Regions from separate parts of the Mus musculus genome. Here region 1 is linked to region 2. A link is a loop called in an ENCODE intact Hi-C map of the cell type or tissue named here. Cell type or tissue: heart. All regions are shown on one strand. Links, peaks and the distances in the headings refer to the core of each region. The heading gives the core; the rest is flanking DNA.

The links. Hi-C counts contacts between places; a loop is a spot of excess contacts. Peaks named below come from ENCODE experiments on the same cell type or tissue, not always from the same donor. Only the 100,000 strongest peaks of a DNase experiment are listed, where the experiment ranks them.
Region 1: a loop joins it to region 2, with 4 times the contacts of the local background. A loop is called at or near these places in 1 of 42 quality-filtered maps.

Annotation. Positions count from the first base shown.
Region 1 is chr16:16,354,291-16,362,281 of GRCm38, forward strand. It overlaps Dnm1l (dynamin 1-like), which reads right to left and starts at 4,741. Exons shown (of 21, transcript NM_001360008.1): 1 at 4,474-4,741. The coding sequence starts at 4,575. In heart, for the core only: a CTCF peak has its summit at 4,392 (motif pointing left); a DNase peak (open chromatin) is centred at 4,681; H3K4me3 peaks cover 2,054 bases; H3K27ac peaks cover 1,634 bases.
Region 2 is chr16:15,859,934-15,867,924 of GRCm38, forward strand. Mzt2 (mitotic spindle organizing protein 2) reads right to left here and starts at 3,436. Exons shown (of 3, transcript NM_029354.3): 1 at 2,815-3,436; 2 at 2,465-2,610. The coding sequence starts at 2,990. It overlaps Gm41425 (a long non-coding RNA gene), which reads left to right and starts at 3,504. Exons shown (of 3, transcript XR_875934.2): 1 at 3,504-3,578. In heart, for the core only: a CTCF peak has its summit at 3,072; DNase peaks (open chromatin) are centred at 2,658 and 3,458; H3K4me3 peaks cover 2,250 bases; H3K27ac peaks cover 1,948 bases.

The DNA of each region.
Region 1 (7,991 bases), core at 3,007-5,506, 500 kb after region 2:
CCAGAAAGAGTACAAATAAGGGACTTTATGATAAAATTCAAAAATTTGGAAAAAATAAAAAACATGAACAGACCAAGCCCAGGAGACAGCAAGTAATAATTAAATAAAGTAGATATTAATGAAACAGAAACAAATAATACAATACAAAGAATAAATCGAAGAGCTGGTTCTATGACAAGATACGTCATATCAACACTCTGTTGTCCAACTAACCAAAAGTAACAGAGGACCAGAATCAACAGAATAAAAAAATGAACAAGAAACATTGTAACAGACACAAAAGAAATCCAGAGTATTAGAAGGGATTACTTTAAAAACCTGTATTCCTTTAGTCTGGAAAACCTAAAAGAAATGGAAGGATTTCTAAATTGATCCAAACCACCAAAGCTAAACCAAGAGATCAACCACTTAAACCAACCTTGAACAAATGAGACAAAAATGGTAAAACAAGCAAGCTAACAAACAACAAAAGCCAGGCACTAAGTCTAGATGAATTCTACCAGACTTTTAAAGATCAATAGCAAACCCTTCTAAAATTATTAAAAGCAAACAAATAAATAAAGGAAGGAAGAAAAAAAAGAAAGAGAAGTACTTCTAAATCAATAATAAAACCAGTATCATTCTAATACCAAAGAAAGAAAACTACAGGCCAATATCCCTGATAAACGTCAATTCAGAAATCTTGAATAAAATACTGCCAAACTAAAGACAAGCATTCAAAAAAACAAAAACAAAACAAAAAATCGTCCAACATGACCATGTTGGCTTTATCCAGGGATATAGGGATAGTTTAACACATTCAAGACAATAATTTAGTAAATAAAATAAATAAACCTAAAGACAAAAATCACATGATCATCCCAGTAGATAAAGAAAGGGCTTTGACAAAATCCAACATGCCTTCATGATCAAAGTGCTAGAGGAAGACTGGAGGGAGGGAACATAACATAATAAAGACTATAGATGACAAACCCATAGGCAACATTTATCCTAAATGGGGGGAAATCAAAGGAATCACACTGAAATCAGTAACTACACAGTGCTGCCCACCATCCCCACTCCCTTTCAATATTCCTTAAAACACCAGTTGGAGCAATGAGGCAAGGGAAAGAAATTAGAAATTATCCCTATCTGCAGATGATACACCATACTTAAGAGCCAAAAATTACACCAGAAAATGACAGGATATAGAATCAACTTACAAAAAAACTAACCACTTGTCTATATAGGAAGAATAAATATAATATGACCTATTCCCATAGTATAGACACATTCCCACTCACAATAGCCTAGAAGAAAAAAAAAATCTAAGGAGAAATAACCAGGGAGGTAAAAAACAAAACAAAACAAAACAAAAAAACCCTATACAGCAAAAACTTTAAACCTTTAAAGAGACTGAAGACACTATAAAATAGAAAGCGTCCCATGTTCATGCTATATAGTTTACATAGAATTAATATTGTAAAAATGACCACTATACAAAAAAAGTTTACAGATTCAATGCAATCACAATCAAATTTCTATCTTATTCTCCACAGAAATAGAAAAAAATTTCTAAAATCTATACAGAATCATGCAATACCCCAGACAGCCAAAGCTATTGCAGTTTCTAGAGTAATTGCCATTCCAGATTATAAGATATACTATAGAGCCTTAGTAAAGTAATGGCACAAAAAGAGATACATAGACCAACAGAACAAAGAAAACAAAAACAGGAGGACATGTGACTACAGCCACCTTCTGATATTTGACAAAGATGCCAAAAACATGCAGTGAAGAAAAGATAGCATCTTCAAGAAATAGTGCTAAGAAAACTGGAAGTCCACATGTAGAAAAACAAAATGAGGATCATATCTGTCTATCACCTTGCACAAAAATCTAACTGCAAATGGATCAAAGACCTAAATGTAAAATCTGAAACCCTGAGACTGCTAGAAGAAAACGTGGGCAGTTCCTTACAGGATATAGGTAGAGAAAATGAGTTTCTGAATAGGATTCCATTTGTCTAAGAATTAAAACTAGCAAGTGGGACCTCATAAAACTAAAAAGCTTCTGTAGAACAACTGAAGAGAAAATTCATAGGATGGGAGAGAATCTTGCCAGCTATATTGCTGAGGGAAACTTAATATACAGAAGATATAAAGAACTGAAAAAAAAAAAAAAAAAACCTCAAGGGTCAAAAAAACTCATTCAAATAATGGACAATAGTTTCTCAAAAGAATCTATTCTTCTGTTCTCAAAAGAATAAGTCAAAATGGCTAAGAAATGTTGATTTAAGTGAATTAAATTAAATTTTAGATAGTAAGATCATCAAAGCTGAGTTTCAAAGGCCTTCCTTCTTCCCTCCATTACTCCTCTACTGGCTAACACTGTTGTGTGTAAGAAAGCCCATCTTGATTTTAATCTCTTTAATCTGATTCACTATATCCCTGATTCTTTTACTGGTTAAAATGTACTTGGAAATCTCTTAAGAGTATAAGGTTTCTGCTCTAAAGCTAGATCACAATTCTTGATTGTTATGAAAGAAAATTAACTAAGTCATCTTTTCTCATTTTATTTACAAAAAATAGTTCTTATTATAAAAGTCCCAATGAAGAGATACTTCAGCAGTTAAGAGAACTTGTTGCTCTTGCAAAGGACCTAAGTTCAGTTCCCAGCATGTTCATGGCAGTTCACAACCATTTGTATGGCAAGTTCCAGAAGATCAGTTGCCTTCTTCTGGCTTCCAAAGGAATTAACAGGCATTTGATACATATACATATACATAAACACAGGCAAATATTCATAAAGTAAAAATTAACTTAAAAACTAAATATCTCGTTACAATGAATAATATGCATCACTGAAAATCTTCTATAAGATCGCAGGAACAAAATACCAAAACAAACAAAAAACCAAATAGTACACTTGATAATTTGGTCTTCGGGCACAGCCAACATCAAGTGTTAATGCTGGATTATGCAGACATGACTGTCCGAAAACTATCTATGCCAACCCAGCAAATGGCCCCAAAATAATTCCTACTGCTTTAAATATTTAAAGGCCAATAATAATAATAAACTACAGGATGGTTTGAAGTATATGGATATCCTCTAATTTATTTCTTCTTATAATATTTATACACTTTCTGTAGTTAAGATGTAGCCATACAACCCATGGAAAACAGAGAAATCACCCATCACCTCAGAAGAAAAGAATATTAACAAATGGGAGCACCTAAAAGTATGTTTATAAAGGGGCTGGGGAGATGGCTTGGAGGTTAAGAGCAAAGGCTGCTCTTTTAGAGGACCTGGTTTCCAGCACCCACATGGCATCTCACAATCATTTGTAACTCCAGTTTCGGGGATCATATACTTTCTTCTAACCAGCACCAGGGAAAACACTCACATCATAAAAATTAAAAAAAAAAAAAATTCTGGGCATGGTAGTTTTTCAGTCAAGGGAGCTGAAGCAGGGGGAGTGCTATGAGTTTCAGCCAATTCAGGTAACAAGGTAAATTCTTAGCCAGCTTGAAGTACAGAGTAGGGCTCATCTCAAAAACAATTCTCGCCAGGTGTAGTGGCACACGCCTTTAATCCCTGCACTCGGGAGGTTGAGGCAGGCGGATTTCTGAGTTCGAGGCCAGCCTGGCCAAAGTGAGTTCCAGGACAGCCAGGGCTATACAGAGAAACCCTGTCTCGACGCCCCCCCCCCAAAAAAAAACAAAAACAAAAACAAAACAAAACAATTCTCCCCAGGAGGATAGAGGCACTGAATGGTCTTCCAGAAGTCAATTCCCAGCAACCACATGGTGGCATGGTGGCTCACAACCATCCATAATGGGATCTGATGCCCTCTTTTGGTGTGTCTGAAGACAGCGACGGCGTACTCACAAACATTAAAACAAACAAAACCAACAAAAAACGCCCTCCTCCCCTAAAGTTCTGTTGCTCCTCTTCAGTTCAAAGCAGGCATTTTTTTAAAAAATGAAACTCACATATCTCTGCTATTCTAGATATCTATTCAACATTCTTTCATACAAAATTTGGACTTATCGCCAATACCCCACATAAGGCCTGAGAACCTTATACCAAATTTGGGTCACAGTAACAAAATTACAAACACCAAAGTCATGGTGCTCCTTCCTAACTTTAGGCCTCCAACTACACCCGGGATTTTCTTTTAATCTTATTTTTACTTTGTAATAGCTCCGTGGGCCACCGACTCACCACTAGCTTGCTGCCTGTCTGCTCACAGCAACTCCTGAGTCCGTCGCGTCCTCAGCGGCCGGAAGGAAGCGACAGCCGCCCACACGCCCGCCCGCGCGTCCCCCGAGTGCCCTTGGGCCAAGCCGCGCCGGGCTGTAGGCTGCAGGGCCACTCAGTCCCGCTGAGCGCCCGGGAGCAGAGCGGAGCGCCGAGCTGCCGGCCTCCTCCTGGCGACACCTGCAGGCCTGCGGCCGAGCCAGGCCTCGCAATCGCGGCCTCATCTTACCTGCGTTCCCACTACGACGATCTGAGGCAGCTGGATGATGTCCGCACCCACTGTGTTGAAGACGTCCTGCAGCTTATTGATGACCGGGATCAGCGCCTCCATGACCCCCGAAACACTGGACCCCCAACCCAGCAGGCCACTGCAATGAATGGGGACTCGACCCACAGCCCGCTTGCTTCCTCTTCTCCTCCGCCCTTTCCTCGGGAGCCCGCACCCATTGGGCCGGGCCAGCACCCAGCCCGCTCCCGGCAGGCCACGCGCCACGACAGAGGTGGGCGCGCAAAGGCTGCCGGGAGATGTAGTTCAGGCTGAGTGGAACGCGAAGGCCTATTCTAGAAGGTTTCAGGTATCGACCTGAACTGGGCGGGTAAGGAAGCTGAGACCGTGAATCTGAGTCTACTATAGTCAAAATGCTAGCTAACAGCTAGATGAATAATGATTGTTAGAGTGTTATGTATGAGTATGCCTCCAGGAGTTGGGACACACCAATTTTATGGACAACCATGGAAGACTTAGACAAAAGGTTAACAAGGTCTGTACTACATAGTGAAATCCTGTGTTTATAAGAAGGGATAGAGTCGCCGGGCAGTGATGGCGCATGCCTTTATCCCAGCACTTGGGAGGCAGAGGCAGGCGAATTTCTGAGTTCGAGGCTAGCCTGGTCTACAGAATGAGTTCCAGGACAGCCAGGGCTACACAGAGAAACCCTGTCTCGAACCCCCCCCCCCTTCCAAAATAGGGATAGAGTCTATTAATTAACCAATGTCATTTCCTTATGAGAAGTACTACTTTATGAAGAGCAATCAAGGAAACTATAGGAAAACTTAAAAGAATGTCTCCAGACATTTCTACCGCTCCAGCCTACCCACCAAGAGAGTTTATCTGGTCAAAGTTCTGAGAGTGAATGATAAGCCCTTAGAACTAGACATTCGTATCACACACACCAACTACGACTTAAGGTACAATGCAGAAATGAAGGCAGAAAGAATATAAGAAACCAAGGATTGAGCAGCTGTCATCTACTTACAAAGCTGTAGTTGTAGCCTGAATACATAGCACTATATACCTGCACAAGATTGGGCCCTCCAGCTATCTATCATAGAAACAGGAGGTGCCCATGAAGCTCCATTCTTTCTAAAGGAGCAGTAACTGTGAATGTTTGCTGGAGTTGGGGATTAGCTTTTTCTATTAGTATACCCACTAGGACTAATAGGTGGGAAGAAGGAGTCCTAGAAAGGAAGGGGGAATATCAGAGGGTAATGAGGGTACCAAAATAATCACAATATACTGGATTTTAAGACTGTTAAACATAAATAAAACAGTAACTCAGAGCCACAAACTCCCCAGCCTGAGAGGAGTGAAAAGCCAAGCAAAACTTGTTGCTATCTATTCATGATAGCCATGAGCACTCATAGTCACAAAGTTGTGGATTGTATAACTGGAGGGGTTACTTACCATTCACCTGCAACATATGCCATAGGAGACAGGCTTTACTGTTCAGAACACAGATGGTGGCTGGTTAATAAGTTTTGAAAAACACATAAATGAAAGACTCTGAAGATCCAGAAGTGATTTTTGGACATCTTGGCAAATGTTGTGACCTTCCCTTTTGTCTTTTAAAAACAAAGATTTCAGAATCCAAAACCAAGTGCAGCAGCATATATGTAACCTCAGACTGAGAAGGCAGAGGCAAGAGTCAGCTCTATTGTCTCCATAGTGAGCTCCAGCCTAGCCAGAGATAAATAAAGTACCCTAGGAAAAATGATGCATTTATACTTGATTTTCCTTTGTCTTTTACTGTGTGCTAAGAGCTAGTTTGGTAAAATTGATATACATACATATTACCAAAGCCAACATGTCATAGATTGGTATGGTATATGTTCCTACTCAAATTATCTTTTCTCTGGTAACAGAACACATATAGTCTTATATATTATCATGTAGCTTTTTGTAAGAGAAAAAATAATCCCACAGGCAGTGCTTAAGAAAGTCTACCAGTACATTACTGCCAGGATTGCCCAGAGCAATCAGACATAAGAGGAAAGAAACAGGAAGGGATGAGGCCTAAATATTATTACACACACACACACACACACACACACACACACACACACACACACACACACACAAAGATAATCTGAAAGTAGACACAGGCCCCCATTCCTAACTCAGGTGCAGGTACTATCTCCAATTGATAACTGCTCACAAAAAAAAAAAAAAAAAAAAAAAAAAGGTTTCTCCAAGGGAGTTTCTTCTTCAGAGGTGTTTTCTGAGCCTTAGTGAGGGATGTGAGTTTGTGTGTGAGTGTATATGTGCATGTATGCATATATGTTTACATATGTGTAAATGTGTGTGTGTGTCCAAGGTGGTGGGGGTGATAAAATGCTCCTTTTGCAGCTCAATGCTTAGTTTTTATTCCCAACACTCTGGCCAGTTTTAGTCTTTGTATTGCCTGCTGCCTGCTGCAAAAAGCTTCTCTGGGCACGATTAAAAGCAGCCAACATTTATGGCTGTTAACTTAAGTATGTAGAAGGAAATTTGACAATATGACCATTTAGTAAAACAACTATTACTTTCTAAGCCATAGATTCTTAATAGGATTAGAATATAAGGCATAAAATGTTCTCCTGTAGAATATTCAATCAGAAAGACATTACTTATGTTCTAATAGTTGCGCAATTATTGTATGACCTGGCACACCTTGCCTGGCAGCTCAGTTCTGTAGCATACAGGGTTGAAGACTAGGTATGATCATTAATGTATTTTCTTGCCCAAAAGCCTGGGAAATATAAAACCTGGACACCAGGGAATTTCCTGGACAGTTTAGGATTGACTTTTTTCTTGCAGTCAAAGTTTGTGTTGTTTCTGCCACATCATCATGAGTAACCAAGGATGATGGCAATAGCCTGTGTTGTTGTGAACACTTCTGGGGGTTCCCTGACCAATAATTTCTAGGATAGTATCTAATGCTTACACTGTGATTTTTATAGTAGCTCATGGTGTCTGGGAGTAGCACTGTCTATACATGTGTGGTGCTTCTGTTCAAACTCCCTGTTGTTTACATTGATATTTTGAAATTAGTTTGCTAACTCCTGTGTTTCCATAAGAATATTCATATATCCTTAGTTTTGATTTGCATTTCCCAATGACTAAGGACATTGAACATTACTTTAACTGCTTTTCAGCCATTTGAGTTTACTCTTTTGAGAATTCTTTGAGTAGACCTCATTTTTAATTCAATTGTTTTCTTGATGTCTACTTTGGTTTTTTTTTTTTCTAGCTCTTTATATATTTTAGATATTAGCCTGCCAGGAGGCCTTCCCTGGCCATTTGACAGGGTGGCCTGAGAGGAGACAGAGAGTTTGAGAGGGAGGAATGAGTCAGGAAGGGTGGTCTTGCAACTCTGACTGACTAGTATTCGGGTCACTTTCACAGAACACAGAACACAGAACACAGACCACGGACAGACTCATTATCTAAGAAGTACAGATTATATAGTTTTTATCTCTGGACATATG
Region 2 (7,991 bases), core at 1,934-4,433:
ACTTGATTATTATCTCATTATATGTCCATATATATTCATGAGATGTTGTGTTCATTTTCATACTAGTCCTTCAAAATCCAACCTTGACAAGAGCTGCCCTGTTATGGCTCAAGACACTTATCTAAGTGTCCATACACTTATAGTCCAGTTTATGAATGATATCTGGCTACACTCAAAATTTCACCTTGTACTTTCTGGAGAGACAGCTTTTCAAACTGTCTAGTTTCCCTAACTCTAAATAGGGGAGCACTGAACTGAAACTGCTTTCCTCAGCACGGCCAGACCACTGTGGCCAGCGTCTGCTGTACTAGACATGAGTGATTCACTAAAGGCCACATGGACAGCCAGGGTCCAGCAATCTAGGCGGACCTGCTGCATCAAGATGCCTGCAGCATTGTACAGACTCGCGGGGCTGAACAGTATCTAACTCACAGCCTGAAGCAATACCAATCTAGTTCCTCCAGGAAAGCTATGACAAACCTCAATGGTCACAAACTTGACATGACAGGCCATCACATGCCTCCAGCTGGATCAGTCTGACCACACCTATTACTTTTTCCGTTCCATACTTGGTCATTGTGCATATGGATGCTAAGATACACAGAAGTCAGTGATCTCTATGCCTCACTTGGTAGCCTATGAGCTACAGGTCCAGCCCCACCTGTGCTCCACAACACCCAGTATTCCTAAGCTTCCTTTTTTCACAATGTCCCTCGGGACTTTCTAGTCTCCAGAGCTAACAAGTCTGTGGTTCCTGTCCTCACCAGGTAGTTCTCATTTCATCCTGTAGTCCATCTCCAATCCTTCTCCTCAGCCTTCTCAACCTAAAGGTGGCACCTGGGAGAGAGAGCAGCAACATGGGAAGGCTATGGAAGAGGGACAGCTAGAAAAGCCCTGGGAACTCACACACCCTGGGAACTCATGCACCCTGGGAACTCATGCACCCTGGGAACTCACACACCCTGATACTGGACCCATACTGCCAATACCTGCAGAGGTACCTCAGGCCACAAATGAGGTATGAAAGAAAACTCAGTTTACAAGTAGATGTGTATGACCACAAAATGTCATTCTTAATGGTGTTGTCAAGGAGGCTAGGGAGAGGCATCTGTTCCCTACGCCATACTTGCAATCAGCCAAGGGACAGTGTTGAAGAGGCTGAGGTCATGTTCCCAATAGCATACCATGATCCCTCATGTTTGTCCCTGACCTACATCCTCTGCCTGGGTAGGGATCTTTAAAGTGTGCAAGTGTGGGGGTGTTGGATGATCCGGGGGCACCGGTACAATTGCATATTCTAAAAGTACTGTGTCTTTGATAGACTAAGCAAGAAAACATGTCCTTGTTCTGAGTTGCATGGCTGGGATGGCCTACAGTGCCCTGGTATTGTAGCTCAAAGCTGCCCTGGCCTTGTGGGACAATGGCAACTTCCAGCGGCAGAGTGCACATCAACACCAAACCCACAGATTAGACAATCAAATGCCTGTGACAGGAGAAGATGGGCAGCAAGAGAACCAGGGTGAGGGGTGGGGGCAGGGAGGCAGGTGCTTGGGAGGAGGGCCATGGAGCAGACCTGGAGAGGCTGCAGGCCTGAGGGAAAGGTTACCCTTGTTTCTCTTCCACAAAGAGAAAGGGTGATAGAGGCCAGAGACACACATTGATCAGAAAGTGGGTGGGTCAGCGTGTATGTGTGAGTCCCCAGGCCTGACAGTCTGCCTTCACTGGGCCAGACTGCTCACTTTACCCCACCTGGATTCCTTCCATGTGGTTCTTGCACTTACAGGCAGGAAATGAGCACTGGACTTGCATCCACTTGTCTGGGAGGACAAGCTGTATTTCAGAGGGTCCGACAGGCAGAGAGAACAGATGTAACAGATAGGATGGGCAGGCTGGAGGACCTGAGATCCCTGTTACACTCTGCTCACCACCATCTGCTTACACCTGGTCCCACTCATGACCAGGCCATTCACACCTGAGAACTGGGTGAATCTTTCTGTCAGACCTCTACTTTTTGTCCCAAAGGAATCAGATGGCTTCAGTCCTGCAACCCAAAAAAATCCCCAGATGAGAGGTGTTCGGGCCTGGCCTGAGATGAACAGGAGCTAGACGTGGCCCTCGGAGGGGGAGGCGTTGTCTGCTCTGCTCTCTGAACACTTCCTTGAGGCTGTGTGGTAGATGGAGACCAAAGCCATGTTTATTCCTCTACCTGTGCAATGGAGGCATGATGAAGAGGTGAGAGGGAGTCAGAAAGACCAAGTCTAGCTTGCTTGGACCAGTCTTTGGTCCAGCAGTACAATCCGAAAGGTGGAGCCAACTAAAGTCCCTGAAAGGTGGATGGGTCTGCAGACCTTGGGAGGAGGCCTATAGACAGGTTGAGCAATTCTAAGACAAGCCGGCACGAGGTTCTCTACTCCTTCCCCACCTCGGCCACCCTCTAGGCAGAAGTACCCAGCCCATCTCTAACCTCGGGTCTCTGATGTGGATGTAGACAGAGATATGGGCACCGAGTCCTGGGGATCGCTTGCCAGCCGCTGCCCAGCACACATGGACTTCAGCATCTGGAAGACGGCGAGGGGAGCCACATTCAGATTCAGCAAGTCCACCAGGATCCTGGGGAAACAAATGCAGTGCTTAGCGAATACTGAAAGCCACAGGGCGGACATGCTCTAGGAGTCGCGCCAGCTGGGTCACCGTCTTGAAACCCCTTAAAGAGACACGGATATCTTAGAGTAGCAGATGCAGGAATGAGGAGTCCTAAAGCCGGCATTATCTGTAGGGAGTATGAGCTCAAAGTCCCGACCCCCGCTTTCTCACTTGAACACATCGGGGTCGATGGCGGCGCCAGCAGCCTGAGCTAGCTCGTACAGCTCCATCTCCTCGGCCCCCAGCACTTTCTTCCGCCGAAGCGCCAGCTTCTGCAGCGTTGCTGTCTCCAATCCTGTGGAAACCGCGAGTGCAGCACCACCAGCAGCAGCCGCCGCCGCCGCCATTCGTATAGCCTGAAAAGGGATCTGTGTTGGACAGAGTCTCTGCAAGTCAACAGCTCCAGCACCGAGGCGAGAGTTCCAAGAGGCCTTTACACAGTCGGTTACTTGACTTGTTCGGAACGTCTACTGTGCACAGGGCAGTGTGCTAGGCATGGGGTGGGGTGGTGGGAAGCTGATCACTGCCTGACGATCAGACTTGGACTGCTGGCTTAGGTAGCAGACCCCAGAATAGTACCTGGCATATACCGGGTACTTAGCAAATGCCTGTTGGATGACGAGTATTCACGATCTCGTGTAATTACCAGTTCTGTTGACGGTCCCTAAACAGCTTTGCTTTTAAACGGATACGCACTCCTGTCCCCCGACCCCGAAATACATAAACTTGGGGAGTAAAGAGCAACTGAGGACGTCACTGCGCACGCGCCTTGTGGCCAACTGCTTCTGCACTTGATTGGCTTTTGCTTTTGCAGGCGCTTTTCCCGGGAGGTTGAGCCGCTTTTCCCAGTAGGCAGGGGTGTGGCCTGACGCGCAGCTTGATGACGCTATTTCCGGGTTGTGTGTCTGGATAGCGGCGTCTATTTCTGAAGATAGGTAGGATGGTCATTTTGAACTCAACACGTTAGCTTGGCCGGTGTGTTGAGAACTGCAAATGTTTGGCCGGTTACCATGATTGTCACTGCCATCGGGAAAGAGTGGACCGGGGGAGCCGTCCAGAAGTGCCTACACAGTGAAAGGGGACCAGGAGGGGCATCTAAAATTTGTGCGGGGGCACTCTTGGAGATATTTTGTCTCCTGATGCTTTGTCCATTTTACATTACTAGTCTTTTGCATATGTGTGTGTATCCGTATGTGTATGTTTGTTGATTGGTGTTTTTATTTTTTCAATTTGTTTTATTCTGGCTTGATTTTTTTTAAATGTGCCTATTTGCTAGAAAAGAGAGGAGGGAGAGAGAGAGAGAGAGAACTTGAGAAGGTAGGGAAGTGGCAAAGTTCAGGGAGGAGGTAAGGGAGGGAAATCATGATCAGATTATAGAGTATGAAAAAATATTTTCAATATAAAAATATATTGGGTGAATAGTCTTCATTCTTAGGGGAAAACGTATTCATTACCGGGAAGGGGAGAATTTAGAGCATCTAGTCAGTTCTCAGCCTTCCTTCTTTCTTCCTTATACTGAACACAGCTTCCCTGGTTCTGCACTTCCGGTCTTCATATTTGGTGAACCTTTGGCCAGTCACCAAGGTCCAGATCTAAGGACTAAACACCATTTCCATGTTGAATGGTGCGTCTGTCACAGTGAGGACCATGGTGACAGTAAGCTGCTGGTGACTGTGAAGAGCCAGTGTGGGCTGTGGGGAATGAGTCTGGCTCCAGGAGCAGACATTACAGGATGTATGTGCATCTAATCTGGCACCTGCTTCCCAGGGTGGAACATCAGGTGCTTGTTTGCAGGATTCCAGAATATCTCAGGTTTTCGCAGAACTGTGGCCATGATGTAAATGTAGGGCCTCCCTGCCTCATTAGTTTATTGTAGGATTGATGGCTCCAGGAACCAGCTCCTATTGGTCAGAATGCCCAAGAGTACAAACTGGAGGCAAATCGAAGTGAGGCACAGCATCATCTCCCTAGCCAGACAACTGTTACCTGCATGCCATCAGCTCTGCCTGTTTGTAGGAGTATATCACCTCAGGTCCATGGATGGCCAGTGTCCATTCATAGAAGGAAGGTCAAGGTAGGGTCATTGGACCCTCACATAAGTCACTCCGCCATTTTCATATAATTCTGACATAATCATACATGGCCTCAACTTTAGGAAAGTCCAGAGGACTAAATTGCACAGACTTAGAGACCTTAATAAAGGGCTCTTGTACTAATACGCACTTAAAAATTCAAACATTTATGTACACACAACATGCTCATACAAAATCTCTCTCTCTCTCTCTCTCTCTCTCTCTCTCTCACACACACACACACACACACACACACACACACACACACTGTCTTGGCTAGTGTTTTGCCAACACGACACAAGATAGAGTCATCTGGGAAGATCCTCCATTGAGAAAATGACCCTATCAGATGGCCTGTGGGCAAGCCTGGGGTGCATCTTTTTTTTAATTGATGACTGATACCAGAATGCCCAGGTGACTATGGCTGGTACCGCACCTGGGCATGTGGTCCCGGATGGTATATCAGAGCAGGTTAAGCTAGCAATGGGAAATAAGCCAGCAACATTTCTCCATGGCCTTTGCACCAGCTCCTACCTTTGTGTTCTGTCTTGAGTTCAGGCCCTGATTTCCACAGATGATGGATCACAACTTGTGAGATAATATGAGCCCTTTTCTCCCCAAGTTGATTTTGGTCATGGTGTTTTATCAAAAGAATAGAAGCCCTAACTAAGGCCCATATTGTTACGTATTCTTTCACACTGTTATACTCTCAGATGCTCACATGTGACTCAGTGTCATATACATTCACAACCATGTTGCATGCAAGTATATATTCTCACACTTGAATGCTTACATGCCTGCATGCTCACACTGCACACACAGTGTGTTAAACACACAACCTCACACAGAAATGCTTGAAGCAAGTAAACATGCCCTTACATACACATAGTGTATTAGTCAGGGTTTTACTGCTGTGAACAGACACCATGACCAAGGCAAGTCTTATAAAAAACAACATTTAATTGAGGCTGGCTTACAGGTTCAGAGGTTCAGTCCATTATCATCAAGGTGGGAGCATGGCAGTATCCAGGCAGGCATGGCGCAGGATGAGCTGAGAGTTCTATGTCTTCATCCAAAGGCGGCTAGTGGAAGACTGACTTCCAGGCAACTAGGGTGAGGATCTTATACCCACACCCACAGTGACACAACCATTCCAACCAGGTTATACCTATTCCAACAAGGCCACACCTTCAGATGGTGCCACTCCCTGGTCCAAGGATATACAAACCATCACACATAGTAACACCCTAATACCTTTATACATCTTTGAACATACGTATACACTCTTCGCTGACTAGTCTTTCTCAGCTTAACTCAAACTTACACATTAACAGAGTAGAAATCTCAATTGAGGAATTGCCTCTATCAGTTTGGCCTGTGGTCATATGTGTAAGGTGTTTTCTTAATTTCTATTAATGAAAGAGGGCCCAACCCACTGTGGGTCATGCTCTTCTTAGGCACATATGGGTATGGACTGTAAAAGGTAACTGAGCACACCAAAAGAAACAAGTCAGAGGAAGCAAACCAGTAAGCAGCTTTTCCCCATGGTTCCTGCTTTCCAGTCCTACTTTCCATACCTCCTTTGGCTTCCCTTGTCGGTGGACTGAACTGTAAGCTGAAATAAACACTCCTTCCTTCCCAAGTTGCTTTTGATTATGATGTCTATCACAGCAACAAAATGTAAATTGAACATGATGTTACACACTTTTACACCACAAAACACACACAATATATATACACTCATGTAAGCATACACAATCTTAAGTACTTTTCTTCTCTCACCCACAGTCACACATTCACACCTATTGTTTCCTACACATTCACACATGGACACACACAGAGAGACTCTATTCCATGTGGTCACAATTTCCCCTTACATTATTGTGCAGCTGATTCACTGGCACTCACTTGTACTGAATATACTTATGCATTTGTCTCTGTACACTGTCATTTCTATGCATTCCTGAGCATGCACCTAACCATACTTATATAGAAATACACAAACATGATCACACAAACACATCATGACATGCAAACATACTACTATTCCACTCACACTCATACATACACAGTCTCACACAAGCTCACAGTGTCACACATTTTCTTAATAGCTCTGTCCTTAAAACTATCCCTAATTTTAACCCAATTAATAATCTAAACCATAGCCCTAATACTAACCTAAACCCAGACATTAAATGGATCCTTATCCTTAAACAACCTGGGGCCTGATCACAGCACTAAGCCTAGCACTAAGCCTAGACTTATATTTTTGGTTGTGAGCCTAGCCTTTAATGGCAGAGCCATCTCTCCAGCCCGCTAAGCCTAGTCTTAATGGTGTACCTAACACTGTTGCTCACTCTAATCCAAGCTGTAACCCCAAGTCTCATCCATAAAGTCTCCAGTTGATCCAAGGAAAGTTCTCTTCCTGAGGAGTAAGGACTACACTTACCTGAGGTTATAAGGGTTTAGATTGTTGTTAGGGATTATGGTAGGTTAGTTAGGTGATGGTTAGCATCCACGACTTCACTAGCTCTGGATACTTAGCTAGGTTTCCAGTATCAAGAATAAATTCCTTCTTGTTGAGTAAGTCCAGCTAGAGAGCTGCCAAGGTATGCATGCCACTGCTGCCCTTAGCACTGTTGTGCATGTTGGTCATTGTGGTTTGCAGACATCATAGCTGGCTACAACTATCGTCACGTCTCTCCTCAGGAAGCTTGCTTGGTGCTTGCGGGTACCATGAAAGCTAGTCTTCGGGGGAGAGGCATGCAGTTCAGCTCCAGCTCAAGGGCCTCTGGGCCCTGTGTCTGACGTGCATGGTGTCTTCAGCATGGTGTCCTCCTGCCTCTGCAGGGCGGCCTAATGTAATATGATAGCTTGTAAGGTTTGGAGAATGTCTTGGACATCCCTGACCAATAGCTCAAAAGGATTTTCATATCTTGTTATTGGAAGTCTTTGTTAGGTGGTCTTTGGCTCATTGTCAGTCCAGATGAGAAAATTTCATTTAAATTATGTATGTGTACTTTCAAACATATTATATGTATTTTAGGTTTTTAAAAGATAAATCGATAATAGTATGATTGCTGGTACCTTTCAGATGTACTTATTGTTGTGTTACCCCTACTTCCCTAAAGTACCCCCCATTTTTTTATTTTCTCAATCAGATCATGTGTACCCTGCTATTGCCCTCTCTGTTTCTCCTTAATCTCCCTATTTCAACAGTGGTCTCTCCCTGCTTTCTGCAATCACTTAGACTATTCTTACCTAAAGATTTGGAGC